2 separate regions of the Homo sapiens genome follow, and region 1 is linked to region 2. A link is an interaction called in ENCODE POLR2A ChIA-PET data of the cell type or tissue named here. Cell type or tissue: GM12878. All regions are shown on one strand. Links, peaks and the distances in the headings refer to the core of each region. The heading gives the core; the rest is flanking DNA.

Region 1 (16,225 bases), core at 5,983-10,982, 71 kb after region 2:
TCTGCTAAATGGGTCATACTCTTATTTATTTTTTATTTATCAATAAACTTTATTTTTTAAAGCAGTTTTAGGTTTTAGCAAAAAATGAGCAGAAAGTACATAGAGTTCCCATGAACCATCCCTTTCTAAACACAAAACTTCATCCATTATCAACATCCTGCACCACAATGGTACATTTGTTAGAATGGATGAACCTGCATTGACACATCATTATCACCCAGTCCATAGTTTACCTTAGGATTCACTCTTGTTGTATATTCTATGGGTTTTGACATATGTATAATGAGGATATACACCATTGTAGTACAGTACAGAATGGTTTCATTGCCCCCCGCAAAAAAATTGTCTATGTCATGCCTATTCATCCCTCCTGACCCTGCAAATCCTGTCAATCACTCATTTTTTATTATCTCCATAGTTTTGCCTTTTCCAGAATGCCCGATATTTAAAACCATAACGTTTGTAGCCCTTTTAGATTTGATTATTTCATTTAATAATATGCATTTGAATTTCTTCCATGTATTGTCATGGCTTGATACTTCATTTCTTTCTAGCATGGCATAGTATTCCATTGTCTGAATATGCCACAGTTTATTTACCTACTCACTTACTGAAGGACAGCTTGGTTACTTCCAAATTTTGGCAATTATAAATAAAGCTGCTGTAAACATTCATGTGCAAGTTTTTGTGTGAACATAAGTTTTCAATTCATTTGGGTAAATACCAAGGAGCATGATAGCTGGATCTTATGGTAAGAGTATCTTTAGTTTTGTAGCCAACTGCCAAGCTGTTTTCCAAAGTGGCTGCATAACTTTGCATTCCTAACAGCAACAAATGAGTTCCTGTTGCTCCATATGCTCACCGACATTTGGCGTTGTCAGCATTTTGGATTTGGGCCATTCAAAAAGGTGTGTAGTGGTATCTCAGTGTTGTTTAATTTTGCAGTTCTCTAATGACATGATGTTGACCATCTTTTTATATGCTTACATGCCATCTATATATCTTCTTTCTTGAAGTATATTTTTAGGTCTTTTGCCCATTTAAAAAAATTAAGCTGTTAGTCTTTTTATTGTTGAGTTTTGAAAATTCTTTATACATTTTAGATAACAATCTTTCATCAGATTTGTCTTTTGCAAATATTTTCTCCCAGTCCGTGGCTTGTCTTCTCATTCTCTTGACATTGTCTTTCAGAGCAGAAATTTCAGTTTAGTAAAGTCCAGCTTACCAATTATTTCTTTCATGGATTGTGCCTTTGGTGTTGCATCTAAACAATCATCACCATACCTAAGTTCTAGGTTTTCTCCCATGCTCACTTCTAGGCATTTTATAGTTTGGCATTTTACATTTAAGTCTATGGTTCATTTTGAGTAAATTTTCATGAACGGTATAAAATCTGTGTCTAAAATAATTTTTTGCCTGTGTTATTGTAGTACTATTTGTTGAAAAGATCATCTTTGATCCATTGTATTGCCTTTGTTCCTTGTCAAAGATCAGTTGACTATGTTAGTCTATTTCTGGGCTCTTTATACTGTTCCATTGATTTTAGTTGTCTATTCTCTTTTTTTTTTTTTTTGAGATGGAGTCTCACTCTGTCACCCAGGCTGGAGTGCAGTGGCATGATCTTGGCTCACTGCAAGTTCCACCTCCCAGGTTCACGCCATTCTCCCACCTCAGCCTCCCAAGAGTAGCTGGGACTACAGGTGCCCGCCACCATGTCCGGCTAATTTTTTGTATTTTTCAGTGGAGACGGGGTTTCACCATGTTAGCCAGGATGGTCTCGATCTCCTGACCTCGTGATCCACCCACCTTGGCCTCCCAAAGTGCTGGGATTACAGGCATGAGCCACCATGCCCGGCCTAGTTGTCTATTCTTAATGGAAAAGCTTCTCGTTTTCACCATTAAGTATGATGCTGCCTATAGGCTTTTTTGTGGATAGTCTTAATCAAGTGATGATGTTTCCTAATATTTTTGGTTTATTGAAAGTTGTTATCATGAATGGGTGTTGGAGTTTAGTCAAATTTTTTTGTTTTGGCATCTAATGACATGATCATATGGTTTTTCTCCTACCTTGCTGAAGTGTTGAATTACATTGACTGTTTTTTGAATGCTGACCTAGCCTTGTATACGTGGGATCATGCCACTTGGTTGTGGTATATAATTATTTTTATACATTACTGGATTTGATTTCTTAGTATTTTGTTGCATCTGTGTTCATAAGAGGTATTGGTCTGTAAGTTGCTTTTTTTGTAATATCTTTGGCTTTAATATTCAGGTAATTCTGACCTAATAGAATGAGTTAGAAAGTACTCTGCTTCTACCATCTGAATGTGATTGTAGAGAATTGATATAATTTTTTTCTTGAATGTTTGGCAGAATACATCTGGTACTAAAACTTTCTGTTTTAATGGGTTGTTAATTATTGATTAAATAGGTTTATTCAGATTGTCTATTTCTTCTTGTGTGAGTTTTGGCAGATTGTGTCTTTGTAGTAATTGGTCCTTTTCATCTAGGTTATCACATTTTTTGGCATAGAGTTGTTTATTAAAATACCTATATCCAAATATTTTTATAAATATTGACTCTGCCACTTTGAAGAGCACTTTTTTTTTGACAAATATTTTCATAAGGCAGAATTTGTTAGATAAACCAAAGGCACAGGCAGGCGGCTTTGCAGAGACAGCAAAATCAAATAATTTTCTGCCACGACCCTAAATCAAAATGAGTTAGCTACTCCTAGCTCTTCGTGTTTGAGTTCAGTTCATCAACAAGCATTCTGCTTGTTGCCTTTGAATGAGAGGTATTATTAGCATTGTGACAGAAAAAGATTGATAAAAAGAGGCGGATCATTGCTGGTCAGTTTTCCAATTAAACCATAAGTAAAAGTGAAAATTCTGTTCACTACCCATGTATCTCATCTACTTTAGTTGAAAAGATAATCTTTTCAACAAATGGTACTACTACTTCTAGATGTGACCATGCAGAAGCTAGAATTACAAAGTGAGGTATACCCTTTCTAGCTTATCATAATTCAGTAATAATATGAATAGTGAAAAGGTGAAAAACCTCATAGGAATACTAACCTAGAAAGGATACGAGGGCAACAGGTGTAAACTGTGACTGTACTAGGCAAACTAGACCGAATGTCATATTTTCTACAATTCAATGCAATCTTAATAAGAGCACTAACAGATATTCCAATGGTACCTAACAAACTAATTTAGAAACATAAATGAAAATGCAAAGAAATAACCAAAATGCTCTTGAAAAAAAGGGACAAGGTAAGATGACTTGCTCTATTGGAAATTAAGACTTATTAAAAACCTACAGTAATTAAAATTATGTGGTACTGGTACAAGGCACAAATGAATAGGTAAGTGGAATAAATGGAATAATTAATATATGGATAGTTGAATTATGAGGAAGTTGACACTGTAGAGCTGTAGGGTAATGATTATTTTCACTATTTGTACTAGGACAGTTGGATACTGATATAAAAAATATCTAAATATAAAATTTAAAATAGCAAAGGTCCTAAAATATAATATACAGGGATATAACATCAACAATTTAGCAAAGGGAAAAATTCCTTACAAGAATTTAAAAAGCACCAAACATAAAGAAATTAGAGATAAATTAAAAATTTTTATTTATCAAGGTTCACATTAAGACAGTAAAGAGGCAAGTCAGAAAGCTAGATAAGACATTCGCAACACATACAACCAATAATTCCTAACAATTAAAATAGACAACATAATAGAAAAAAGGTCAAGGGACTTTGAAAAGCATTTTCAAAAAAAAAAGATAGCCAAATTGTCAATAATCATATGAAAAAGTACTCAAGCTCATTAATAATCATGGAAATGCTAATTAAAACTATAATGAGATACTGCTAGACACTCAGCAGATTGGCTAAAATTTAAAAAGGCTTTGAATCACAAATTTGGATGAAGATGTGAAGTAGTAAGAACTCTGACTTACTGCTGCTGATAGGAATATAAATCAGTATCATTTTGGAAAACTGTTTGGCAATATCTGCTAACGTTGCAGGTAAACATAACCTAAGATGTAATAATTGCACTCCTAGGTATAATACTATCATAAATGCACATACACGAGCCCCAAGAGACATGCACAAGAATGTTACAGCAGCACTGTCTGTAATTGTCACAACTGGAAACAACTGAAACAGCAAATATTCATCAACAAACTACTAGATTGCTAAAATGTGGTCTATTCATACAAGAAAATGCTATACAGCACCAAAACTTTTATTTTTTTCATTTTATATATATTTATTATACTTTAAGTTCTAGGGTACATGTGCACAATGTGCAGGTTTGTTACACATATATACATGTGCCATGTAGGTGTGCTGCACCCATTAACTCGTCATTTACATTAGGTATACCACCTAATGCTATCCCTACCCCCTCCCCCCACCCCACAACAGGCCCCGTTGTGTGATGTTTCCTTTCCTGTGTCCAAGTGTTCTCATTTTTCAGTTCCCAGCTATCAGTGAGAACATGCGGTGTTTGGTTTTTTATCCTTGCGACAGTTTGCTGAGAATGATGGTTTCCATCTTCATTCATGTCCCTACAAAGGACATGAACTCATCCTTTTTTATGGCTGCATAGTATACCATGGTGTGTATGTGCCACATTTTCTTAATCCAGTCTATCATTGGACAATTTGGGTTGGTTCCAAGTCTTTGCTATTGTGAGTAGTGCTGCAATAAACATACGTGTGCATGTGTCTTTATAGCAGCATGATTTATAGTCCTTTGGGTATATACCCAGTAATGATTTGGCTGTGTCAAATGGTATTTCTAGTTCTAGATCCCTGAGGAATCACCACACTGACTTCCACAATGGTTGAACTAGTTCACAGTCCCACCAACAGTGTAAAAGTGTTCCTATTTCTCCACATCCTCTCCAGCACCTCTTGTTTCCTGACTTTTTAATGATTGCCATTCTAACTGGTGTGAGATGATATCTCACTGTGGTTTGATTTGCATTTCTCTGATGACCAGTGATGATGAGCATTTTTTTCTGTGTCTGTTGGCTGCATTGATGTCTTCTTTTGAGAAGTGTCTGTTCATATCCTTCGCCCACTTGTTGATGGGGTTGTTTGTTTTTTTCTTGTAAATTTGTTTGAGTTCTTTGTAGATTCTGGATATTACCCCTTTGTCAGATGAGTAGATTGCAAAAATTTTCTCCCATTCTGTAGGTTGCCTGTTCACTCTAATGGTAGTTTCTTTTGCTGTGCAGAAGCTCTTGAGTTTAATTAGATCCCATTTGTCAATTTTGGCTTTTGTTGCCATTGCTTTTGGTGTTTTAGACATGAAGTCTTTGCACATGCCTATGTCCTGAATGGTATTGCCTAGGTTTTCTTCTAGGGTTTTTATGGTTTTAGGTCCAACATTTAAGCCTTTAATCCATCTTGAATTAATTTTTGTATAAGGTATAAGGAAGGGATCCAGTTTCAGCTTTCTACATATGGCTAGCCAGTTTTCCCAGCACCATTTATTAAATAGGGAATCCTTTCCCCATTGCTTGTTTTTGTCAGGTTTGTCAAAGATCAGATAGTTGTAGATGTGTGGTATTATTTCTGAGGACTTTGTTCTGTTCCATTGGTCTATATCTCTGTTTTGGTACCAGTACCATGCTGTTTTGGTTACTGTAGCCTTGTAGTATAGTTTGAAGTCAGGTAGCGTGATGCCTCCAGCTTTGTTCTTTTGGCTTAGGATTGACTTGGTGATGCGGGCTCTTTTTTGGTTCTATATGAACTTTAAAGTAGTTTTTTCCAATTCTGTGAAGAAAGTTATGGGTAGCTTGATGGGGATGGCATTGAATCTATAAATTACCTTGGGCAGTATGGCCATTTTCACAATATTGATTCTTTCTATCCATGAGCATGGAATGTTCTTCCATTTGTTTGTGTCCTCTTTTATTTCATGGAGCAGTGGTTTGTAGTTCTCCTTGAAGAGGTCCTTCACATCCCTTGTAAGTTGGATTCCTAGGTATTTTATTCACTTTGAAGCAATTGTGAATGGGAGTTCACTCATGATTTGACTCTCTCTTTGTCTGTTATTGGTGTATAAGAATGCTTGTGATTTTTGCACGTTGATTTTGTATCCTGAGACTTTGCTGAAGTTACTTATCAGCTTAAGGAGATTTTGGGCTGAGATGATGGGGTTTTCTAAATATACAATCATGCCATCTGCAAACAGGGCCAAAAATTTTAAAAACTACTTCTCACAACAACATGATGAATATTGTAAAAACTGTGGAAAAAAACAAGATAGACAAGAATAGTGTATGCTTTATAATATTTATATACAGGGAAGATAAAAACAGAAAGTGCTGTATAAAGTGATTTAGGGATACATACTTATCCAGTAAAACTATAAAGAAAAACAAAAGATGTGAATAAAACAAAGTAATGGTAATGATTACATTTAAGGAGGGGAGCAATTCAGTGGAGGTGAAAGCAAGCCTCTAATGCGCTGGCAATCTTGACCTGATGATGGTTGCAGGGGTGTTCACTTTGATAAATCATTGAGGAGAAAGCTTTTTGTTTTATGAATTTTTCTATATTTTGCTATATTTCAACTTTTTTTGAAAAAGATAACTCTGTAACAGCTCCTTGTTCAGTGTTCATCTCACTTCATTGTTTGGAATATAACCAGCTCAGCCATATTTGCCTGTACCTTCTTCAAAGCTTACCATGAAAATACTTAATAGCTAATTGGGCAGAGGTTTAAGTGAGGATTTCATACAATTTTAAAAGCTTAAAGAAACAAATTATTAAATAGTAAGTATGGTGCTGAATGGCATTTTTCCATTCGGAATCACACCAGAACAGAGCATGATCAAGAAAACTGAAACAATAGTGGAAAGCTACATCAACTCCCCGCATAAGAATATCTGGAGCTGGGTGCAGTGGCTCATGCCTGTAATCCCAGTGCTTTGGGAGGCTGAGGCAGGAGGATCATTTGAGGCCAGGAGTTCCAGACTAGCCTGGGCAACATTGCGTGATCCCATTTCTACAAAAACTAAAAAAATTAGCCAGGTGTGGTGGCAGGTGCCTATAGTCCTAGCTACTTGGGAGACAAGCAGGAATATTACTTAAGCCCAAGGGTTGGAGGCTATAGTGAGCTGTGACTACACCACTGCACTCCAGCAGCATAGGTGACAGAGTGAGACTGTCTCAAAAAAAAAATAAAATAAAATAAAATAAGAAGGAGAAGGAGGAGAAAGAGAAGGAAGGGGGTCAGGAGGAGGAGGAGTGGGGGAGGAGGAGAAGGAAGAGGAGGAGAAGGAGGAGGAGGAGGAGGGCGAGAAGGAGGAAAGAAGACCTGTTTCCACTTATCCTGTCAGGATCACTGTAGTCTGATTATCTCAAGATCTTTCAAATTATGAGCCAAAAAGAGATATGAAATTATATCAGGGGATAATGGCTTCTGCTTAGATTACTAAAACTTTAAGACAGGATTTTTTTATTTTGCCAAACTTTGGTGATTAAAATGGTATTATTGTCAACTAGCTTTAGTTAACTTCAGTGACAGAACATTCAGTTCCAGGAAAAATTTTTATTCATTCTGTGACTGAATTTAAAGAGCAAAGAGGACAGGTGCAGCAGCTCATGCCTGTAATCCCAGCACTTTGAGAGGCTGAGGTGGGCTGGGCGGATCACCTAAGGTCAGAAATTCAAGACCAGTCTGGCCAACATGGCAAAACCCCATCTCTACTTAAAAAAAAAAAAAAAAAAAAAAAAAAATTGGCACAGTGTAGTGGCAGGTCCCTGTAATCCCAGAGGCAGGGAGAATCACTTGAACCTGGGTGGTGGAAGAGCTTGCAGTGAGCCAAGATCAGGCCACTGCACTCCAGCCTGAGTGACAGAGCAAGACTCCATCTCAAAAAAAAAAAAAAAAAAAAAGCAAAGAGAAACATCTCAAACATCTTAGCTTTATGTATTAATTTATTCTATGGAGAAAGAAAAAGTACATGTTAAGATCTGATTCTATAATTACTAAAAATCAAGATGTATCTAAAGCTTTGTTGACAGTGTATGCTACTAGTCATCAACAAACAAAAATATACAGAGGTATTAAATAATAAGACTCATTTGTTAATTTTAAATTCTGTCTCACAATTTAAACAATACAAAAAGTAAGGACATTTGTAAATGATGATAATGAGTTTCAGAAAATTTATAATCAATAGAATTGGACAAAATTTTAATAAAAGAAATGCTCTATCAACTGAAAAGCAGTCATATGATTTGACCATTAGGATGTAGAGGTTCTCTTAGGATGGATAATGTCAGTACAACAGTAGAGGCAGAAGTCAGAAAAAAATTGAGCAGAAATCAAGGCAGTGGAGGCATTAATTTGTTTCCAAATATCCATTCTTCCTTTTTCTTTTAGTATAAAACCCCTAAATTTAGCTGGATATGTGCCTTTCCTAATAAGTCTATATTTCTCACTCTTCCTTGCAGTTATGTGTGGCCATGTGTCTAAATTTTGGCCAATAGAATGTGATGTTTGCAACTTCTGTGCTATCCACATCCTCTTCTCCCCTTCCCACTTTTAGAAAAACAGCCATGAGGAGTTGAGCTGCAGAGATATTTTTAGCCCACGAGGCAGAAGCCGGATGTTAAGGCTGGCAAAACAATGAGATAAAAGGAGTCTGAGTTCCTGCCATTGGAACGGTTATATCAGCTGTTGAATTCTTGTTCACACTGTTACATAAGGCAGAAATAAACTCTATCTATAAGCCACTGCCATTTTGGTTTCTTTTTTCCCCCCAAAATGGAACCTGGCCTAATTAATACTGTAAGCATTGACTCATCTTGAGAAGTTAAGCAGCGACAAGGAGGAAGAAATAAGAAAAATGAAAGATCCTTTTTAGGAAGAGAGAAACTAACACATTTTCATAGGCTGGGACTTTAATGAAAATACAGAGACCTGTGTTATACAATCAGAAAGAGACCCAAATATGCAGTTAGTGATTCTATAGTAACAGAAACCTGATCAGTAGTATCCTGTGGCCAGGGTAAACTGAAGGATGACTGCAAAGGAGAACAAGAGCACCTTTTTGGATGATGGACCCTTGCTATATTTTGTTTGTAGTCATAGTTATATGAGTATATACATTTATCAAAACCACTGGATGGTATTTTTAATGTTGGTGCATTTTATTGTATGTAAATTATATCTCAATGAAGTTGATTTTTAAAAAAATTTTAAACATCAACACAAGAAACTAACACAACTAACAGCCTAACACAGAGAATGAACAGAAATCTACATCAAAGTAAGTCATTATAATATTTTTAGACTATCAGCTACAAAGAAGATCCTATTTTTAAAAAAGAAGAAGAAAAACAAGAAAAAAAGATTACAGGCAAAAGATCCAAAATCAGCATAGTATCAGATTTCTTTATAGCAATATTGGAATGTTAGAAGAAACACCTTCCAATGCCATGAAGTGATACTTTCAAAACTCTGTGAAAAAATGTTTTAGTCCTAGCCACACTGGCAGTTGATTATGAGGACAGAATGTTGACACTTTCAGACATGTCAGAATTCAAAGGCTTTACTTCCTAAGTATCCATTTATTAAAAAAATAATGGAGAATGTGTTTCACCAATGAAAGCATAAACCAAAAAATGCAGAACATGACAGGTTCAGGTAACAGGAATTGCAACAAAGAAAAGTGCAAAGAAATCCCTCAGGGAGAGGAAATTGCAGGACCACTGGACTTCAGGTGTAGAAAGTAACCAATCTAGATTGAAACCAGGACAGAGTGCTCCAGGAAGGCCCTCTCTAAGGAGCAAGGGTGCTCTTGAGAAGTTTGGACCATACAAAACTAAGCAAACCAAACACAGCAGTTATTAACACCAAGGAAAATAGAAAGATTTACACAAAAAGGAATGAAATTTTAACATACTAGGTGGCTCACCTGTGAGCAACATGTTAAACTGTAAACACAATACAATGATTTCACTGAGGACTGTAATTATAACTTTACTGGTGGATAAAAATTTTTGTATAGGGGAAAATCTTGGGCCTAAATAAGGATAATTTTCCATAAAGAGAAGTTAATAGATAATGCTTAAAATTAAGAGCATAAATAAAGATGCAGCTGAGTAGGCCTGTTACTAAGGAAAAAAGAAGAAAATACCAAAATAAATGGCTGAAGCAGTTGACCATATTTCCCTCAGAAACATGAGAATCAGGGTCCAGGAAGGGTAGAGCAGGGCCTACTGGTTTTTTATCATTGTTGTTGTATCTTCAGGTAAATTTTAACTAAGCACATGTATTACTTTAAAAATAATAATTTGGAAATGAAATTCAGTTAATGCAAGGATTGAAACCTGCGCATATAATGCCTGACACCAACCCTTTCCTATTTTTATTGGTACAAGAAGATAGAGGGCATGAAGGAAGAAGTATGCCAACAAAGAGTGAAAAGGCCATCAATGATAACTTGAGGGGATGGAAGACAATGCTCACCCACCACAATGGTGCCTAACGCCTGCCCAATTGTGTGTGGAGAAATAGACAGTGTCCCCAGAGGTGTTTTCTTTCTTCCCTGCTTGCTGATAACCATGTGTGAGACCAGTAAATTCAAAAATACCTAGCTAGAGAGAGGGAGCACAGTGCAGCTAAAAGGGCATGAACATTGAAACGGATCTGAATTCTAATCCCCTCTTTCCCTTATCAGCATAGTCAGCTGAAGCAAATTACTTCTCCAGTTTTCTTACAGGCAATTTGGAGGTAATGATATCTCCCATGCTGATTAATGTAAGAATCAAGTAAGACTGCAGATATAAAGCATCACGCTCAGGGCTTTGCCCAAAGCAGATGCTAATGAAGGTTACTTTCTTTTGTTCTACCGTTGTTTTCCACCGTTTGTAGTAAGTGACTATCAGTTGATTGACTGTGTACATGCACATTTCCTCCTCCTTTTCGTTCTCTTTCTCTTTTCCTCCACCATTCAATCCGAGTTCAACTCTAAACTTCCAAATGACACAAAATCTGAAACGAGTTAAAATTAATTTCTTAGAAAGGAACTCACTGCTTCTCTTCACCATCTCCTCCACAAAAAAGTATTTCCTGGGTTAGTTTCCCTAAGTAACATTTGCCTCCACTGCAAGGCTATGAAACTGCATTGGCATAGGTTAGCAGAAAAATATGAAAGTGCCTTCCAAGATGGCCAAATAGGAACAGCTCTGGTCTTCAGCTCCCAGCATGATCGATGCAGAAGATGGGTGATTTCTGCATTTCCAACTGAGGTACCTGGTTTATCTCACAGGGACTGGTTGGACAGTGGGTGCAGCCCATGGAGGGTGAGCCAAAGCAGGGTGGGGTATTGCCTCACCCAGGAAGCACAAGGGGTTGGGGTATTTCCCTTTCCTACCCAAGGGAAGCTGTGACAGACTGTACCTGGAAAAACAGGACACTCCTGTATGAATACTGTGCTGTTACCAAGGTCTTAGCAACAAGCAGACAAGGAGATTCTCTCCTATGCCTGGCTCAGTGGGTCCCACACCCACGAAACCTTAATCACTGCCAGTGCAGCAATATGAGATGAAACTGCGAGGCAGCAGCCTGGTTGGGGGAGGGGTGTCCGCAATTGCTGAGGCTTGAGTAGGTAAACAAAGTGGCCAGGAAGCTCAAACTGGGCTGGGCGGAGCCCACCACAGCTCAGCACGGACTACTGCCTCTATAGAATCCACCTCTTTGGGCAGGACATAGCTGAAGAAAAGGCAGCAGACAGCTTCTTTTTTGTTCATAGTTGAACAAAAGGCAGCAACGTCCCTGTCTGACAGCTCTGAAGACAGCTGTAGTTCTCCCAGCATGGTGGTTGAGCTCTCAGAATGGACAGAATGCCTCCTCAAGTGGGTTCCTGACACCTGTGTAGCCAAATGGGGAGATACCTCCCAGTAGGGGCCGACAGACACCTCATATAGGTGGCTGCCCCTCTGGGACAAAGCTTCTAGAGGGAGGATCAGGCAGCAATTTTTGCTGTTCTGCAATAGTTGCTGTTCTGCAGCCTCTGCTGGTGATACCCAGGCAAACAGGGTCTGGAGTGGACTTCCAGCAAACTTCAACAGACCTGCAGCTGAGGGACCTGACTGTTCGAAGGAAAACTAACAAACAGAAAGGAATAGTACCAACATCAACAAAAAGGACATCTACACCAAAACCCCACCTGTAGGTCACCAACATCAAAGACCAAAGGTAGATAAAACCACAAAGATGGGGAGAAACTAGAACAGAAAAGCTGAAAATTCTAAAAACCAGAGTGCCTCTTCTCCTCCAAAGGATCTCAGCTCCTTGCCAGCAATGGAACAAAGCTGGAGAGAGAAAGACTTTGACAAGTTGACAGAAGTAGGCTTCAGAAGGTCGGTAATAACAAACTTCTCCGAGCTAAAGAAGCATGTCCAAACCCATTGCAAGTAAGCTAAAAACCTTGATAAAAGGTTATATGGAAGGCTAACTAGGATAAACAGTGTAGAGAAGACCTTAAATGGAGCTAAAAACCATGGCACAAGAACTTCGTGATGCATACATAAGCTTCAATACCTGATTTCATCAAGTGGAAGAAAGAGTATCAGTGATTGAAGATCAAATTAATGAAATGAAGTGAGAAGAAAAGGTTAGAGAAGAAAAGAGTAAAAAGAAATGAACAAAACCTCCAAGAAATACAGGACTATGTGAAAAGACCAAATCTATGTTTAATAGATATATCTGAAAGTGATGGGGAGAATGGATCCAAGTTGAAAAACGCTCTTCAGGATATTATCCAGGACAACTTCCCCAACCTAGCAAAGCAGGCCAACATTCAAATTCAGAAAACACAGAGAACACCACAAAGATACTCCTCGAGGAGAGCAACCTCAAGACACATAATTGTCAGATTCACCAAGGTTGAAATGAAGGAAAAAATGTTAAGGGCAGCCAGAGAGAAAGGTTGGGTTACCCACAAAGGGAAGCCCATCAGACAAACTGTGGATCTCTCAGGAGAAACCCTTCAAGCCAGAATAGAGTGGGGGCTAATATTCAACATCCTTAAAGAAAATAATTTTCAACCCAGAATTTCACATCCAGCCAAACTAAGCTTCATAAGAGAAGGAGAAATAAAATCCTTTACAGACAAGCAAATGCTGAGAGATTCTGTCACCACCAGGCCTGCCTTGCAAGAGCTCCTGAAGGAAGCACTAAACATGGAAAGAAACAATTGGTACCAGCCACTGCAAAAACATGCCAAATTGTAAAGATCATTGATGCTATGAAGAAACTGCATCAATTAACAGGCAAAATAACCAGCTAACATCATAATGACAGGATCAAATTCACACATAACAATATTAACCTTAAATGTAAATGGGTTAAATGCCCCAATTAAAAGACACAGACTGGCAAATTGGATTAAGAGTCAAGACCCATCAGTGTGCTGTATTCAGGAGACCCATCTCAGGTACAGAGACACATATAGGCTCAAAATAAAGGGATAAAGGAAGATCTACCTTCAAATGGAAAGTAAAAAAAAAAAAGGCAGGGGTTGCAATCCTAGTCTCTGATGAAATAGACTTGAAACCAACAAAGATCAAAAGAGACAAAGAAGGCCATCACACAATGGTAAAGGGATCAATTCAACAAGAAGAGCTAACTATCCTAAATATATATGCACCCAACACAGGAGCACCCAGATTCATAAAGCAAGTCCTTAGAGATCTACAAAGAGATTTAGACACCCACACAAGAATAATGGGAGATTTTAACACCCCACTGTCAATATTAGACAGATCAACGAGACAGAAGGTTAACAAGGATATCCAGGACTTGAACACAGCTCTGGATCAAGCGGACCTAATAGACATCTACAGAACTCTCCAGCCCAAATCAACAGAATATGCATTCTTCTCAGCACCACATCACACTTCTTCTAAAATTGACCACATAATTGGAAGTAAAGCACTCCTTGGCAAATGCAAATGAACAGAAATCACAACAAACAGTCTCTCAGAACAGAGTGCAATCAAATTAGAACTCAGGATTCAGAAACTCACTCAAAATTGTGCAACTACATAGAAACTGAAATCCTGCTCCTAAATGACTACTGAGTAAATAACAAAATTAAGGAAGAAATAAAAATGTTATTTGAAATCAATGAGAACAAAGAGACAATGTACCAGAATCTCTGGGACACAGCTAAAGCCATGTTTGGAGGAAAATTTATAGCACTAAAATGCCTGCAAGAGAAAGAAGGAAAGATCTAAAATTGACAGCTAACATCAAAATTAAAAGAACTAGAGAAGCAAGAGCAAACAAATTCAAAAGCTAGTGGAAGGCAAGAAATAACTAAGATCAGAGCAGAACTGAAAGAGATAGAGACATAAAAAATTCTTCAAAAAATAAATGAATCCAGGAGCTGGATTTTTGAAAACATCAACAAAATTGATAGACCACTAGCAAGAATAATAAAGAAGAAAAGTGAGAAGAATCAAATAGATGCAATAAAAACTGATAAAGGGGATATCACCACCGATCCCACAGTAATACAAACTACCATCAGAGAATACTGTAAACATTTCTACGCAAATAAACTAGAAAATCTAGAAGAAATGGATAAGTTCCTGGACACATACACCCTCCCAAGACTAAACCAGGAAGAAATCGAATCTCTGAATAGACCAATCACAGACTATGAAATTAAGGCAATAATTAACAGCCTACCAACCAAAAAAAAGTCCAGCACCTGGTAGATTCACAGCTGAAATCTATGAGATGTACATAGAGGAGCTGGTACCATTCCTTCTGTAACTATTCTAATCAACAGAAAAAGAAGGAATCCTCTCTAACTCATTTTATGCAGCCAGCATCATCCTGATACCAAAGCCTGGCAGAGACACAACAAAAAAAGAATTTTAGACCAATACCGCTGATGAACATCGATACAAAAATCCTCAATAAAATACTGGCAAACTCAATCCAGCAGCACATCAAAAGGCTTATCCACCACTATCAGGTCAGCTTCATCCCTGGTATCCTAGGCTGGTTCAACATACACAAATCAATAAACGTAATCCATCACGTAAACAGAACCAATGACAAAAGCCACATGATTATCTCAATAGATGCAGAAAAGGCCTTCGACAAAATTCGACAGCCCTTCATGCTAAAAACTCTCAATAAACTAGGTATTGATGGAATGTATCACAAAATAATAAGAGCTATTTATGAAAAACCCATAGCCAATATCACACTCAATTGGCAAAAACTGGAAGCATTCCCTTTGAAAACCAGCACAAGACAAGAATGCCCTCTCTCACCACTCCTATTCAACATACTGTTAGAAGTTCTGGCCAGGGCAATCAGGCAAGAGAAAGAAATTTGGGTATTAAATTAGGAAAAGAGGAAGTCAAATTGTCCCTGTTTGCAGAGGACATGATTGTATATTTAGAAAACCCCATCAACTCAGCCCAAAATCTCCTTAAGCTGATCAGCAACTTCAGCAAAGTCTCAGGATACAAAATCAATGTGCAAAAATCACAAACATTCCTAAACACCAATAACAAACAGACAAATCATGAGTGAACTCCCATTCACAATTGCTACAAAGAGAATAAAATACCTAGGAATCCAACTTACAAGGGATGTGAAGGACCTCTTGAAGAAGAACTGCAAACCACTGCTCAACGAAATAAAAGAGGACACAAACAAATGGAAGAACATTCCATGCTCATGGATAGAAAGAATCAATATTGTGAAAATAGCCATATTGCCCAAGGTAATTTATAGATTCAGTGCCATCCCCATCAAGCTACCAATGACTTTCTTCACAGAATTGGAAAAAACTATTTTAAAGTTCATATGGAACCAAAAAAGAGCCTGCATTGCCAAGACAATCCTAAGACAATCCTAAGCAAAAGGTACAAAGCTGGAGGCATCATGCTACCTGACTTCAAACTATACTACAAGGCTACAGTAACCAAAACAGCATGGTACTGGTACCAAAACAGATTTATAGACCAATGGAATAGAACAGAGTCCTCAGAAATAACACCACACATCTACAACCATCTGATCTTTGACAAACCTGACAAAAACAGGAAATGGGGAAAGGATCCCCTATTAATAAATGGTGCTGGGAAAACTGGCTAGCCATATGCAGAAAGCTGAAACTGGATCCCTTCCTTACACCTTATACAA
Region 2 (16,225 bases), core at 7,356-12,355:
GTGAGGGCTTAAAATAGATTGATGAGTGGATCAAGTGAAGTAAGGTGGGACAGTTATGTCAGGCAGAGGAAATGATAAAGGTATAAAGAAGTAAAATAGCAAGGCATAAGCAGAGAGGTACAGGAATTTATAGTAGAAAAATGTAGTGTCTTAAGGAATGGCAAAAAAAAAAAAAAAGAAAGAAAGAAAGAAAGAAAGAAAAAAAAGAAACTCAGCAGTTAATAAGAACCAGACCATGGAAGACTGGAGGCTCCCATAAATATCTTGGATTGAAGTATATTGATAAAGGCTTAGGCCAGTAGTCCTCAAACAGTAGGGTACATGAAAATGATCTGAATAGAACTTTTGAGGACTCTCTTACCCATAAATTAAGATTCAGCAAGTTTTTGATGGAGCCCAGACTTTGGGCTTTAAATTTTTAAATTTTACATTTTTAATATGGAATGTTGGAGTATCTGATGCAGGTTGTTCATGGACCACACTTTGAAAAATATTACTGTAGGGAATGGGAGGAGTCCAGTAGTGGTTTAAAAAAATGGAGTAACTCAGGCACTCTCATATTATTTTCAGGTCAGTATTTAAGACTGATTTTTCTTAAATCAGTCTCTGGTATGGACAAAATATATAAGGTTATAATATAATATGGAATATTACTTAGTCTATAGAACATATTCAAATTTCTCCAATTGTTCCACCAATGCTCTTTTTTGGATCAGGATCCAATCCAAACACACACTTCGCATTTAGTTGTCATGTTTCCTTAGCGTTCTTTAATATGAAACAGTTCCTCAGTCTTTCTTTGTGTTTTATGACCTTGACGATTTTCATGAGTACTGGCCAGGTATTCTGGATGCCCTTGCACCAATGAGCCCAGCTGATTCCCAGACTTTGGTTTCTAAATACCACTCTCCAATATAAGAAAACTATGGCTCCTTGGAGAAACAGCTGAATCCAGGGCTGAAGGAGAAAAAATAAGATGAGCCTGAAATATTTTGTGCTAGAAAATACCAAAGAGTTAAAAAGAAAGAAAGAAAGAATAGGCACATTTCAAAAAGACAAAGTAGCCAACTTGATTGGTGATCCTAAAGGTCAAATACAGAAACACTGAATAACAAAATAAATCTTGATCATAAGGGATTATAACCTGTGGAATAACGTAAGGGTTCATGTGTCTGTACTAACACAAATAAGTGAGTGAACAAATGAATGAATGAATAAGTAAAGGAGAAAAGAAAACTTTTCCTTACTATAAAACTACAACTTGTTTCTAAGTTAAGGAATTATTGAACCAGAAAATTACCATTTGGCAAACACCACAGTAATAGTTGTTTCAGGCAAGAATCATTAACGGATACTAAAATTAGTGGCAAAGGTGTGATAAATTACAGGATATTTAAATTCTCTCAAATTATTTTCCCATGAGATACTTATAGAGTACAAAGAAATATAGTGCCTTTGTAGTGAAGAAATCTGGCAAACACCACCCTCCCCAAGTGATCAAAGTTAACATTTTCAGTAATGGAATAAATTGACATCAAGAGTCTTCGGATAAGACATGTTGATAAGGTCACAACCTCACTTTCTGGTATCCTTGCCAAAAATGCAAAACTGAATTTAAATATGAGAAAACATCAGAGGAAGTGCATTGACTGTCAGAGCCTCATCGACCTAGTATAAGAGACACACCAACGTACGTACACTCATATGTGTTAGAGGCACTTTCAGTTTGGCATTCATTCAGTTCACAAAGAGATCCATTTAAAGACTTTACAACGTACGTACACTCATATGTGTTAGAGGCACTTTCAGTTTGGCCTTCATTCAGTTCACAAAGAGATCCATTTAAAGACTTTACAGAAGAAAAATGACAGGATGAAAACTGTGCCTCGAGGAGATTAAACTGGAAGCAGAAGGTAGGATACAAAATGAAGGGGGTGGAAATGAAAGCTATGGAAGGCATTGATGCCTGTAAGTGATCTATTACATTATTTCAGGCACATAGTCATAATAATCTCAACCAGAGTAATGGCCATAGAAATGGAGAAAAGGAAAGTTAACACAGAAATAATATGAAGAATAATGGCAATGATTTTTGCATTGAATGTGAAGGAGATGTAAAAGGAGGGGAAAAAAGAGTCTTATTTACTAAACAGGGCACCTGGGTGTCTATGCAGAAGGTGAGTCAATGGAAGCAGAAGGAATGTGATCCTGTACTTTCAAAGAAGGGAGTTCTGTTTCAGGCAGATATTTGAAGGTATTATTGAGATATCCTAAAGAGAATGTCTAGTAGGCAGCAGAAAAGGTGAGATTGCTATCTGGGAAAGAGGGATAACACATAGGAATGATTGCCTTTGATGTGACACTTGGTTTACAGAGAATATGTAACTTGTCCAGTGTTACAAAGCCAGTAAAAGGCACAATCAGTATTTAAACCCCACTTCTAGGTTCAGAAGTTTCTTTGGCCCATATAATGTTCTGTGTGTATTGGGACTCTCCAGGAGGTTGAAAAGAACTGTAAACCTCTATTACTATCAGTTTCTAAGTGCACAATTAGACTTATGTGCAAAGTTATAACCAGCTCATTTTTTAAAAAAGCAAAAGAATAAGTGAAGCTCTCTTTTCATCTGTGAGTTCCATTGGGCTTTATATAGAAGTAAGGACTACGTTCAGAGCCTTGTAAGGTTTTTGATAGTCACGTGATTGACTGTCAGAGCCTGGTCCATCTCAGAGACCATCCCCTCAAACGCTATCCTTTTACACATCAGGTATCTGATCCTGCACATTCAAATATTTATATGTAGGTTAGATGGGAAAGACATTGGTATAATTAATTTAATTTTCACTAGGTCTCAGCCTATTTTAAGAGCAGTCAGGAGCTAGAGTTTTCGGTCTTCATTTCCTATATAAATTGGCAAAAGTGTTGCATTCTGAATAACTATACTGTAGAAGTACATCGTCCTTTGAATAAATTCGAATCCATACACAGCAACACAACTGAGGTCAGGTCAGAGGGTGGGCAGAAGACCCATCACTTCACACACTGGGTCCGAGAGCACAGCTGCCCTGACAGGAAAGGAGGGGCAGGGCAGATGTCGCTGATCACTAACTACAACTAGTCACTCTTCCAGTAGTTCCCTCCCAGTGGGTGGTGAAAGTTGTTCTTTAGCTCATTATCTCCCCCTTCAGCCTTCCGATAAAGGAAGATGATGAAGTTAAAAGAAGCAGGGAGGCTCAGCCCCTCTGTAGAAAAGGTAGAATGAACAAGAGAAGTATCCTTCATTTTAGGTAATACATGAAAATGTTGAATAAATATATGCTGAAATAAGTAAGTTTATCTCAATAAATATTTTTTCTTATTTCTGATACCTGTAATAACAGTGAAATAGATATATACATATGGGAAAAGGTACACTTTAAAAAGCATATCTCCTACATAAACACAGCACTTTGTAAATCACCACAGCCAAAGTAATCACATTCTTAAATAAGAATGTGAGTTCATTACATACTGTAAGGAAGGTTTTTCATTATTGCTCTTTATTTACTTACGCTCCTGTAAATGAATAAGAAAAAAAGAAAACCATTTCCAATTCAAGTAGTCTCAAGGCATACTCTAGCTGCTTGCAATTAAAACACAAATTTACCTAAGACATTGCTTGGCTCAAACAATCATATTTTTCAAATAGTTCATGAGATTTGTTAATAAGAGCTGAATGCTTTGGAACAGAGCAAGGCTTCAATTAAAGGATTACAGTTCCAGAGCTAAACTGGGAGAGACTGTGAGCTCAAGGCTGAACCTTTCCCCTCTGCATTCTTTCCCTCTGATTCTAGTTTGGCTTTGATTATTCTTTCCCCTTTTCCTTTCTTTTTTTATTCTTTTTTTTTTTTCCACTTGCTGCTGGACAGAATTATAAATTACAGGGAGAAAGAGCAGTCTGATCTTACCAAGGAAGTTCTTTTTCTCAAGTCGTTTCTTTCGTTTTCAAGGTGTTTCCCAACTCTGGCCTTACTTTGTAAGACCTGAAACTTCATCACTTCTGGTAACTTACCAAGGTCCAAAGTCTGCCACAGAACTACCTGAAGGCTTGAATCACCCAGATATCGGCTTGCTGGCATGGAACTCTTCTTGTTTTTCTTCATATACAAATAGGATTTAGAAATGTTTAAGCAATAATTAAATGAAGAAATAAGGAAAAGATTTAGATATTGGACTTCATTGTTATCATCACCATTTCCTTATTCACTTTATTTTATATCATGTACATATCTAAGTATCCAAAGAAGTTAATGAAACATGAGTACTTAATGTATTTTTCCAAAAATATCCAAATTAGAACTGTGACAAGTCTCAAAATAAGGTCTCTTTGCCATCACTGATATATTGAGAGCAGAAAAAAATACATTAATAATCCTGTTAGATAATCATGGATATAATTAACAGCTACAAAGATGATATTACTTGATAGGATATATTTCAATATACAATTTAGCGCCACTCAGGATTGAAGCAGAATTGCTTCTCTGTTGGAAAAAGTATCAAATAGATATTTTTAACTTCTCAGTAGGTGATAATTTAGTAGCTCAGAGAAATATTTTATAGGCATATGGAACAAATTAGTATGGTAATTGCAAATGGATTATTAATACTGACAAGTCATAAGACTTAACCTTTTCAAATGTAACTGCTGAGACTAGAATTTAAACTAAACATTGTGATGTTTACCTAAAATGTTTTAGATAAATCAGAGATAAGATTAACAAATTACTTAAATATACTATGTAAATTTTTAGCCTGTATGAATAATAATGGGAAATAATATTTGCTACATTGCACACAATTGTACACACATACACAGTCTGTCTCTCTGCCTTACAAAAAAGTAGAAACAAAAGTTTTGGGGATAATATCAGCATCTAAGAAATATAATATAAAAATATCACATTATTGGAAACCAGTACACAAAAATGAAAAGCAAATGAATATGCAAAATATCTACCACTGCAAATAAACATGGATTTTTTTTTTTTTTGCTAAAAACAACATATTCCTCTCTATGTTGAAATATGTTTCTACCCCACAAAGGAGTGGTTTGCTTGCTTTTGCTTATTAACAGCCAACCATGTAGTGCTAAGCATGTGCCAAGTCTGTTCTAAGTGTTTCATAAATGTTAAATCACTGAATTTGCATAACAAACAAACCTATGAGGTGAACTCTGTTATCATGACTACTTTACAGAAGGGAGAAACTGGGCAAAAGAGATAGGACTGAAACTCAGGCAGTCTCTAACGGGATCTCTACCCTTGACACCGTGTATGCTGGTGATTAGCTCCTTTCTCTGCAATGTAGTTGTAAAAATTTCTCTAAGGTATAGATAACTCAAAATTGAGGATTATATTCTAAGAAGATTCATTGCAATGTAAAAGTTATCACTAACATCCAAATTCGCATTCTGATAGCTCATTGAATTTGTGCTTTCTTCCCTGAAAAGCTTTCATATAAAACAAAGGTCCGCATGAAAAATGAAGGATGCTTTCCTCTTACCACTGACAAAGAATACAGTGATTAGATACATTAAAAATTCATATATTTAACAAATGCCACCTCTCATACATAAATTTTCTGTGTGTACAAAATACATAGGTAATAAAATAAAATCAACATTATTTTTCTTCCATTCCTCCTCCAATATAATTTATTGACTTAGTTGAGTAGCTAGGTGCAAGAATCAACAAGAACCCCTCTTCCAAAAATGCAGGAAGTAGAGAATAAACACAACTAAAGAGAAAAATTAGTTTGTGCCTCCCTATTGAGAATAACAATATATACTTAAGAAGTCACATCATTTTTCTGTGTCTATGAACCAACAGAAATAAACTAACATTGCTTCTTTATGTATTTCATTTCACACTCAATAATAAAGTGAGTTTCAATGACATTAATAATATGTTCTCTTGGTAAACAACCATATCCCAAGAGCCTCATATTCTTCCTCTTTTTTTAAATCCCTGAACATTCATTTGAAAATTAACTTACAGCTCTTATTACACTTGTTCCTATAGCCACTGAAAATTTTCAGCACAATAAAAAAATTAAGTAATATTTTACTGTATTTTTTTTTCCATTGGGAAGTAATAGGGGTAACATTTCTTAAAGTGTTTTAATTGGGTAGGGAAGGAGTAAAATACAAATGGAAAGTTTGGTTGAAAAATAATTTTTAGTTAATTTGAGTGGGGAGATAATACCCTACAATTGACTATAAGCTACATGAAGGCACGATCTGACTTGATTCTGAACTTGATAAGAAATCTAACACCCAGAAGATGCTCTATAATTAAGCCATTTAAAGTATATTTAAAGAAGAATAAAAAAATTTGTTAGCAATTTTTAAACAATCTAACTCATTTTAACTGTTTTTTTCAAATAACAAAATGCTTTTACAGACCTCAGATGAACTCGGAATCATAGATTTCACCACCCATTGCATACCTGTAGCACACCCAACCCTAATGTTAATGAATTTTACTTCCCTTCTCCTTTCATGTCAAGCCTAATTTCTTTTTTGCTACATCTCATCAACCCCACTTTCACCCCTAAGACATATTAATATTTTACCCTATAAAAACCCAAAGTCTACCATCAGACCTTCTTTCTTATTCTAAGGTTGCATCTTATAATTGCCTTGCTGTTTTTCTCCCTGGCTCCCATTAAAAAGTATCCTTTCATGACCCTACCCCTACCTCATGAAATTACCCTTTCATGAGACTATCCCAAAGAATTCCAGGAGTCCTCACTCAGTCTTTTCATGTTTCTCAAAAAAAAAAAAAAAAAAAAGAGCATGGAGTGGGGCAGAAGGTGAAGAGGAAAAGAGGAAGAGGGCCTTGGCACCCCCAGAAAAGCTTCCAATCCACCCAGCTCCTGCCTTTATTTTTCTCTTCTCTTCCTCCCACTCATTTTTAATCTGGATCCCACACCTTGACTTACAACCCCAGCAACCTAGTTATCCTGAGCAATTTAAAAAAATGTTTTAAATTTGTGTAAAGATGTAAAACTTGATGTTTTGATATACATGTATACAGTGAAATGATTACTGTAGTCAAGCAAATTAACCTATCCATTAACTTCCATTTAATTTGGTTATATGAAAGAAGTCAGCTAATCATTATTCACATATACTGATTAACATTTATCCTTAAAGTAGGCCAGTAATGATTATATATAATCATAAATGCCGGAGAAACTTTGTTCTGAGTTTCACTTAATAACAATACTTTATTCTTACTACATGTCCTCAGTCTTTATAAATTCTTGCATAAGCAGCATAATTATCTCCTTGCAATAAAAAAGCAAAAAATAATTTTATTTCACATCTATCTATAGACTGGAAACATTGTCCCAAAAAATGAAAAAGTAAGTTTTGCTAACAATTATAGAATTAAATAAAATGATATTTTGAGGGTTTTGGCAAAGAATGGCAAAGAGTCAATTTGAATAAGATTATTCCAAAAGTAAACAGAGCACAAGTTATTTATTTTTTTTTGAGACCCATATTTTAGCCAATTGGTATTTTTGAAGGCTATATTGTTATTCAGTATTTAGCAGTGCCTGGTATATAGAAAGCACTCAGTAAATATTTGCAAATTAAATAAATCAGCGAATAAATGAATAAATTGCTTTTTTGGTTTGTACCAGGGTTACTAAAATAAGTTTGTGAATATTTCGCCATTTTTTTCCATTCTTCAGTTGCATATTGCTGCTCCATAGACAGCCAATGCTAAAGATTCATTTCTTGGATTGTCAGTAGTAGGTCTCATTACTTTTATCTTCTCTTTCCAAAGCCGTTTGTGTCTTTGAAGATTGCTTGTCACACTGCTCTGCTGTTGAATTCAATTAGGTCTATAAAGCTCTGTATCACTGGCATGTAAAACTATGAAATTCTGCTCAACAGCTAAAGTGCAAGGATATGATTTTACCTCAAGTTTCCTGAGAAGTGCTGAGCATTGGCACATTTGTGTCACCCACAGAAAGAACCTGAGAACAAGGTGCACCTGCAGAGAGAGCTGTGGGGTATCTACATTCCTGAATGCTTCTCCAGTAAGAAGTGAGAAGTTACACTGACACTGGTGTAGTGGTCTCTTAAGGATACTGAAGAGTTGGTGGGAAGTTGGAAAGACACCAAATACAACCACAACATTGCTTCTAACAACCACAACACTATATTTTGAAAAAAGCACAAATCAGTGAGAAATTTGCATGTTATTATTTATAGAAAATGACTTTAATTCTCAGTTTGTAGTAGGATTGGAATGGATAGAGAGAAATGAATAAGGATTTAGTGATCCGAGATTTTTCAGAAAACGGAATTTTTTATCTGGGTGAGAATGCTCCCAGATAAAAGATAATAAGTTAATGATGTCTTATTAACTCTTTGATTAGATCCTTACACTCTCAGTACCCCTCTTTAATTGTACAATGTGAGAAAAACAATAATTATCTTCCATGTTTATGAGTACCATAATTGAGATTCAGTAAGTATTCAATGAATAGCTAACAAGCATTAAATAGGTACTCAATAGATGTGAATACATATACATATATATGCTTTTATATATTATATATAAATATACAGATGTATAAATACATAAATATATATCCTTCTCTCCCCACAATTATCTTGTATGTATTACAATAGTTCTTTATAGAACTACCTGAGACTGGGTAATTTATGAAGAAGAGAGGTTAAATTGACTCATATTTCCACAGGCTACAGGAAGCATGGCTGGGAGACCTCAGGAAACTTATAATCATGGCAGAGGGGTGAAGGGGAAGCAAGGACATCTTACCATGGTGGAGCAGGGGAGAGAGAGAGAGCAAGAGCTAAGGGGGAAAGTGCCACATACCTTTAAACAACCAGATCTCGCTATCACAAGAACAGCAAGGGAGAAATCCGCCCCCATGATCCATTCACTTCCCACCGGGTCACTTACCCAACACTGGACATGAGACTTGGGTGGGGACACAGAGCCAAGCCACATCACAGCACTTTGTGCTACCCAGTTCCTTTTTTCTTTTAAAAAACCGTTCCTTCTCTTCCATACTCAAGGACCCACAACCATTTAGGTCTTGCATCCATATCAGAGACATAAAATAGTACAGCAGGAAGAGGAGAATTTTGTTCTTGAGTCAGAATATCATGGTTTTCTAGCTCAAAGAAGAAAATTCAAAAAATCAATCATATACCTGGCTCAGACATAAGTGATCTCTATTGCCTGTTTCTAAATCTTACTGTGCTAAAAAAGAGTATCTGTCAGCTTCCCACCCTCAAATTCCATTTTTAAAAACCTCCATCTATTACCTTTCGATTGGGCCATATTAGTTTGGTAAAAGGATGCAGTTGCGTGGTGGGAAATTAGCACATCATTACAGGTTCCCTGTGCTAAATCACACATTGACCAAGTTTAGCTTAAGCACAGTCACGAAAAACACCACTGAACACATTCCGCAATATTGGATTACTGCCACCATTGCCTGTTTTCCTGACTTTAATCTCTTCCTTATCAAATCTACCTTGCATTCTATTGACAGTTTACATTCTCCAATTTTCTCATATCTCTCTACTTAAAACTTCTTGGCTACTTATGTACCTATTTATTTGCATAGAATTCTATAATATACAAATTACTTTATTATATATATTCTTTTACTTGATTGCCTGAAATAAACTGATGGGGAAATATGATGTTATCCATGACAGAAGTCAAAGGGTAAAAAGTACCATTGCTAAAATTCTAACTCAAACCATTTAACTCTTGGACTGTTGCTTTCATCAATACCAAAAGCCTTAATAAGACTTTCAAGACATTACAAAATTTGGACTCACCATTTCCAACATTATATCCAGCTGTTTCCAGCTAAGTTTTCCACTCCAGTAAAGCTAGTCTTCCACAGTTACAAACTCATGGAGGGAACTGGTTTCCTCCTCTGTACTCTGCAATCTCAACATGGTGTATTCTTCAGCCTCCTTATTCTGTTTCCTGACCTAAAATCTCTGACAATCCTCTATCTGCTTAAGGTCCAATTAAAATCCCTCACTCCCTCCAAGCTTCCTCACACTGCCACAGACCGTAATGGTCTCTCTTCCTTCAGAATTCTGTGCAGTTATTTTCTCTCTCATGTGGGCATTATGACTAGGACCTACTAACATTAAATGCTGTCTTGAGTCACTTTCAGCCTTACCCTGGCCAGAGAAAGTTACTTGAAGCTTACAGAGTGAGTTTCTCCGGAAACACCATGTTCTCACGTCACTTTCTGTTATGCTTTCACTGGGGGACAGAAAATTACCAATGTGTCAACAGAATACTTTTCAAAATTGTCAGAATTGAACACAAATATCTTCTCCTCAATAAAGTTTCCCTGACTCTTTTAGTAAGAATTCAGCAAGTTTTCTCATATCGCCATAATAACTAGTGCATGCTTCTTATACAGCACTTACTTCAACATGCTAGCATACCTTTGTTTGTTTGTTTATACAGTGGTGCCCTGCCTTCAGCTGCACAGCTCCCTAAAGGGAAGGCAGGTAACACTCGTTGTGACCCACTATGAATGAAGCTTCACACAGGCAGGCTTCAGAGCATGTTTGTTATGTGACTGGGTGAGGAAATGCCTGGATGGATGAATGAATGAAAATGTAGGTTTAGTTGAAACCAGAACAGTTTCCCTAAATAACATTTCGCTAGCACTGAGAGTCTCGAGCTATCCAACAAGAGCACTGTGAATCCTTAAACTAGCTGAACTGATTTTCAATTCTTATAAGGATCGAAAGAAGGAAAATTTACTGTGAAATATGGTTGACCTTAGGAAATGTTAACCACGTTATTTGGCTCTCAGTTCAGTCCCAAATCCAATTTGACCCATAGTGCCGTGAAATCATGATGAGAGGCCAAACAAAAGGAAAAAAGAAAAAAAAAGGGGAAATGAAGAACAAAAGTTTCCATTGGACAGAAAGAATAGATGGACTCACTCAAGAAAAAAATCAAAACAAGAGTCATAGAAATGTTTTATCAAACTACGGAGGATTTTGAAGACCTGTTGTCATTTTACAGATGAGAAGACTGAGGTCCAGGGTGGGTTGTGAGTTGACAAAGATTAATTAGCTAATTCTATAAACCTTCTACTTTCTCCACCATACCTTACTATCTGTCTCATATATTTCTGTTGCTGCTATATCATGAATGTAAAAGCTCTACAAGGAAAAATAATAATGTAAACACCTCTGAGTTCCTCACTTCTCATCAACACGATGAAATAATCAGAATAGGTAATTCACAAAGCCTTCGTCCGTATTAAATGAGATAATGAGATGAGTGTAAAGTGCTTAGGACAGGGATGGCATACTGGAAACACTCAATAAATATTACTATTATTGGCTAGTATCATCTGCTTCAATCTCATGCCCATGTCAATACAGATCTTCCTGAAAAGCTGACATGAAACCAGAAGTAGTACAAATATGACATAAACAATGCTATGTCACAAAAAAGAAGCTATGATAATTACACTCTACCATTACATCCTTTTTACCCTCTGGTTACTGTAAATATCACCTACCTAGTTACTCAAGTAACTCAAGGTTCTGTGTGCAAAACCACATATTGTCTGTGCTCAGGTTACATTTAAGAGATTGAATTCCCACCTGTGCCCTTTCATAGCTGTTACAAATACACCACGTTGTAGAGTCCACGTTCAAATGTGTTTTAACTAGCCTAGATATCGTTATTGATTTCCCAATAGCCTACGAGTAACACAGCTGCATTTCCACTCAATATCTACCTGGGGCTGATTCATTTAATTAGTAAATATTTATTGAGCTTCTAATATGCACCAAATATTTACATGATGCTGGGATATGGCAGTGAAAAAAGCAGGGAAACATCCCTGATCTAGTAGAATTGCATTCTAGTAGCAGAACGTTCCAGAATTGTAAAGGGCAGAAATAAAAGTGTTTATTCCTTGGAAATGGTGTCTACTAAGCCCAAAGTACAACTTCACTTACATTTCAAGAAAAGGTATTTTTTAAATAAAAAGTTGCCTTTTACCTCAACATTATGCAATCTACCTGGTAAGATCATAGATATGTCTTTCTACATTATGACCAATTTTTTTTTCCTAACATGTTTTTTAACTTCCTTATCTGCACCATGGATTCCACTTGAAAATAATATATAAAAAAATATAGTATGAGAAATATCTATTGACAATTGGAGATAATAATTACAGATAACTTAAAGTAGAAATACCAAAGCCATAAAAGAAATTCATATAATCATATCTCCAAGGGGGAAAAAAAGCACCAGTCATTTATAAGGCCCTTTCAGTTACACCTTTTAAACCAAAAGCACACCTGTAGTTTGCAATGACACTCAAGGATTTGCACTACAACTTATCATCTGATCCCTCTACACCCACTACGATACAAATATCAAATCCAAATCTAGAATGTTCAAATACAAGGAACAGTTTAAACATAACAGTATTTAACAAACCTTCTAGATATCCACAGAATGTGCTATATTTTCCACGGTAAGGTTTATGCTATTTGTAAACATTTTACTTAAAAAGCTATAAAGAAACTAGTAACTTGCAATAAGAGTGATGTGTCCATGTACACATGCACATAGGCATGTAAACATAAATATGTATATACGTTTATTATAAATCTTACAGATACAAAGGTATCACATAATTTACAAGTAATAAAGTATCCAATAGTCTATTAAATTTCATATAGTCACTGATTTCTTAATAATGCTTTCCTAGATTTTTGCCTATTCTTGTATCCATACCAACCTATAACTACAATTCAACTATATGTACATTTTTTGTGTTGCTAAACCCTTTTACCTTTAATCTGCATGATCAACATATTGTTCACCATTTTCTTAAACCTAGATAATCAAGAAAACAGTAAGTCAAGCCTTGATGTGTAGTGTTCAGTGTCTGTGGTGAAAATCCTCCTATCATGTCCAATTTCAAGCCTACCAACATGAGATCACTGATGACAGAATTAGGAAGAGATACTCAGTAAGATACCATTGTATGTATTTTCTGCAAAAAAATTTAGTTCATTTTTTATGTCTAGTTCTATGCTATTCTCTATGGACAACATACAATCACATAACACAGTTCCTGTCCTAGAAGAGTTTTTCTGTCTATTAGGGGAAATATAAATGGGAAGAGAAAGAAGAAAATAATTCATGGAGTCGTGGATTGAGACTGGTTGTATTGTGAAAGACATTTTGCTATATGAAAGTCAGCAAAAAGTCCCAGCCTTATCATTTACCAGTTATAAAAACGTACATGTTATTTTAGCCTTCAGTGCTAGCTTTTCTCATATGTAAAAGGGGCATAATATATGTATCCATTTTTAGAATTGAGTTTGCTTTTGTGCGTCATATAGAATAGTGCCTTGAACTTAATAAATGCTGGCTTTTTCTCTCTTATTCTGATTGGAAATCACCAATTTTTGGCTGTTGGTCAGCGGATGCCCTCAGCTGCTAGAGGTCATCTGCAGTTCCTTTTTACATGGGTTCCCTAACATGGCTGTTTACTTTCTCAAAACTAGCAAAAGAGATGCCAGCAAGATGGATGCTATCATCTCATGCAACATAAACACATATTACTTAACATGTTACACTCATGTAACCATGTGAGTCCTGTCCTTCTGCCAATTTCTGTTGGTTGGAAGAAAGTCACAGGTTCTACTCACAATCTAGGAGAGGGAAAAACCACACAAAGGTGCAAATACCGGAGCTGAGGATTATGGGAGCCTTCTGAGAAGTTTGTCTGCCATATACATAATGATGTTTATTTTGTGAATGACACAAAAATTGAAGATGTGAGGGCATCAGGCTGAGATTGGCTGATGAATTCATCTCATCTTCATCACAGAAAATCTTGTCAACAAGATGGATACACACACGCTGTGGTCTTTCTTCCTTGAGTGATGCTTAAACCCGTAATGATGAGATTTGCCTCGTGACTATCTTATTTTTCTATGAATGTCCAACTTTTCTCTGATTGTTAGATGCTGTATTAGTCTGCTAGGGCTGCCTAACACAATATCAAATATGGGATGACTTAACAGAAATTTATCCTCTCATAGTTCTGGACGCTAGAAGTCCAAAATCAAGGAGTTGGCAGGTTGGTTTTCTCCTGAGACCTCTCTCCTTGGCTTATAGATGGCTGTCTTCTTCATGTATCTTCACATGGTATTTCCTCTGTGAGCACAGACATCCCTGGTCTCTCTTTGTGTGTTCAAATTTCCTCTTCTTATAAGGACACGAGTCAGATTGGATTAGGGGCCACACTGATGGCTTCATTTTAACTTAATCACCTCTTTCAACCCTTATCTCCAAATATAGTCATCTTCTAAGGTACTGGGGGTTAGGGATTTAATATATGAATGGGGGGACATATTTCAGCCCTTAACAAATGCTGTCCTTTAGAAATAATACAACACGAATGAGCTTACAATTGGACCTCACTTTACTGCTACAACTTTTTAAAGTGATTTAACCATCTTGACTGTGATCTATTACATTTTCATGTAAATTTTAGTCTCAGAGAGAAATTATAGTCCTCTTAAATTTAAGTTCCCAGGGAATCTGTTACTGTGGTCTCTTGTAACTAAAAAGTGAATATGTTTTATTGCCTATTTCTACCAAAAAAGACAAACACACATACAAACCATAACCACAATTTTGCTAAACCTAACATGTTAAATATTGTATTGAACATCTGCGTTCATTTATTTAATAGAATAGAGTTCCTAAAACAAAGTCTACATGTTCTCTACTTTCATACAGCCAACATTTAAATGGGGGAAGTAGGGAGGGAAGCAAGTGTTAAATAGGTAAACAAATAAATGCATATCTCATTTGTAATGTGAGTTATAAAAAGTGATAAATGCTGTGAAGGAGATAATGTCAGTGGATTAAGGGGAGAAGAAACTTGTTTTATACAGAGTGGTCAAAGATGGCCTTTCAGAGTTAGAAATATCTCATTCAAAGCATAAGAAAGAGACAAGTGTGCAAAGAAGGAAAGAAGAGTGGTTCCGAATCAAACTATGATAGTTAATTTTATGTGTCAACTTGACTAAGCCATGGAGTGCCCAGATATTTAGTTAAATATTATTCTGGGTGTTTCTATACAGCTGGCTTTTGATGAGATTAACATTTAAATTGGTAGGCTTAGTAAAGCAGATTGCCCTTTGTAATGTGAGTGGGCCTCATCTAATCAGTTGAGGAAGTGAATAGAATAAAATGTTAGACCCTCCCTCAAGTAATGGAGGATTCTTTCTGCCTGACTGCCTCTGAATGGGACATTGGCTTTTTCTCCCCTTCAGACATGAATGGAAACATGTTTCTTCCTGGGTCTCGTGACTGCCAGCCTTCAGACTAGAATTAAACTCTTAGCTCTCTTGTGTCTCCTGCTTGCTGACTCACTCAGATAATCGTGGGACTTGCCAGACTCCAAATCACATGAGCCAATTCCTTATAATAAATTAGATAGATTGGATGAATGGATAGATAGATAGATAGGTAGGTAGATAGATAGATAGATAGATAGATAGATAGATAGATAGATAGATAGATAGATAGATATCCTATTGCTTCTGTTTCTCTGGGAAACTCTAATACATAGAAACCAGCAAATGCAGAGACCCCCAAGGGAAGATACGCAGACTTCGCTCTATTTGAGGACTTGAAAATATGGTACAGAGGCAATGGGGTGGAGGGAGCTGTGGAATGAAAATAGTCCAGCTCTTTTTGATGCCATCTAGTAGCTGACACATAGAGGAATTACCCAGGAGAGCATTGTGGTTAAGAAAGTAGGCCCCAGGACTAGAAGACTGGGTGGGGAGAAAATACTTGGGTTCAAATCCCATCTTTGCCACTTACTAGTTGTGCTAGCTAAGATTCAATTTTCTAACTTCAAAAGCAGCAAAGGGTTATTGCATTTGTAGATTACATGAGTTAAACAATGTTAGGTACTTAGTATCTGTCACATTGTGCTCAGCAAATATTAGCAGTCTTAACATGAAACAACCCAACACACAATTTTCTCTCTTTATGTTACTTCCTGTTTTAAACATGCATCTGAAGAGATAATTCTAATAGTTAAATTTTTCTTAGGAATCTCTAATTAAGAGATATAGTTAATTTGAGA

Evidence for each region. ChIA-PET counts read pairs that join two places held together with the same protein. Peaks named below come from ENCODE experiments on the same cell type or tissue, not always from the same donor. Only the 100,000 strongest peaks of a DNase experiment are listed, where the experiment ranks them.
Region 1: POLR2A ChIA-PET joins it to region 2 with 7 read pairs; 4 of 35 experiments call an interaction of 5 or more read pairs at or near these places.

Annotation. Positions count from the first base shown.
Region 1 is chr4:142,636,989-142,653,213 of GRCh38, forward strand. All of the region lies in intron 2 of INPP4B (inositol polyphosphate-4-phosphatase type II B), which reads right to left. The region is part of intron 2 of LOC101927613 (a long non-coding RNA gene); the gene reads left to right. Among named protein-coding and RNA genes, the nearest start is that of INPP4B, 200 kb to the right of the region's middle. In GM12878, for the core only: no CTCF peak of the experiment used is centred there; no DNase peak of the experiment used is centred there.
Region 2 is chr4:142,564,278-142,580,502 of GRCh38, forward strand. All of the region lies in intron 2 of INPP4B (inositol polyphosphate-4-phosphatase type II B), which reads right to left. It overlaps LOC101927613 (a long non-coding RNA gene), which reads left to right. Exons shown (of 3, transcript XR_007058285.1): 1 at 1-1,913. Among named protein-coding and RNA genes, the nearest start is that of INPP4B, 270 kb to the right of the region's middle. RefSeq lists an enhancer at 10,241-10,340. In GM12878, for the core only: no CTCF peak of the experiment used is centred there; a DNase peak (open chromatin) is centred at 10,262.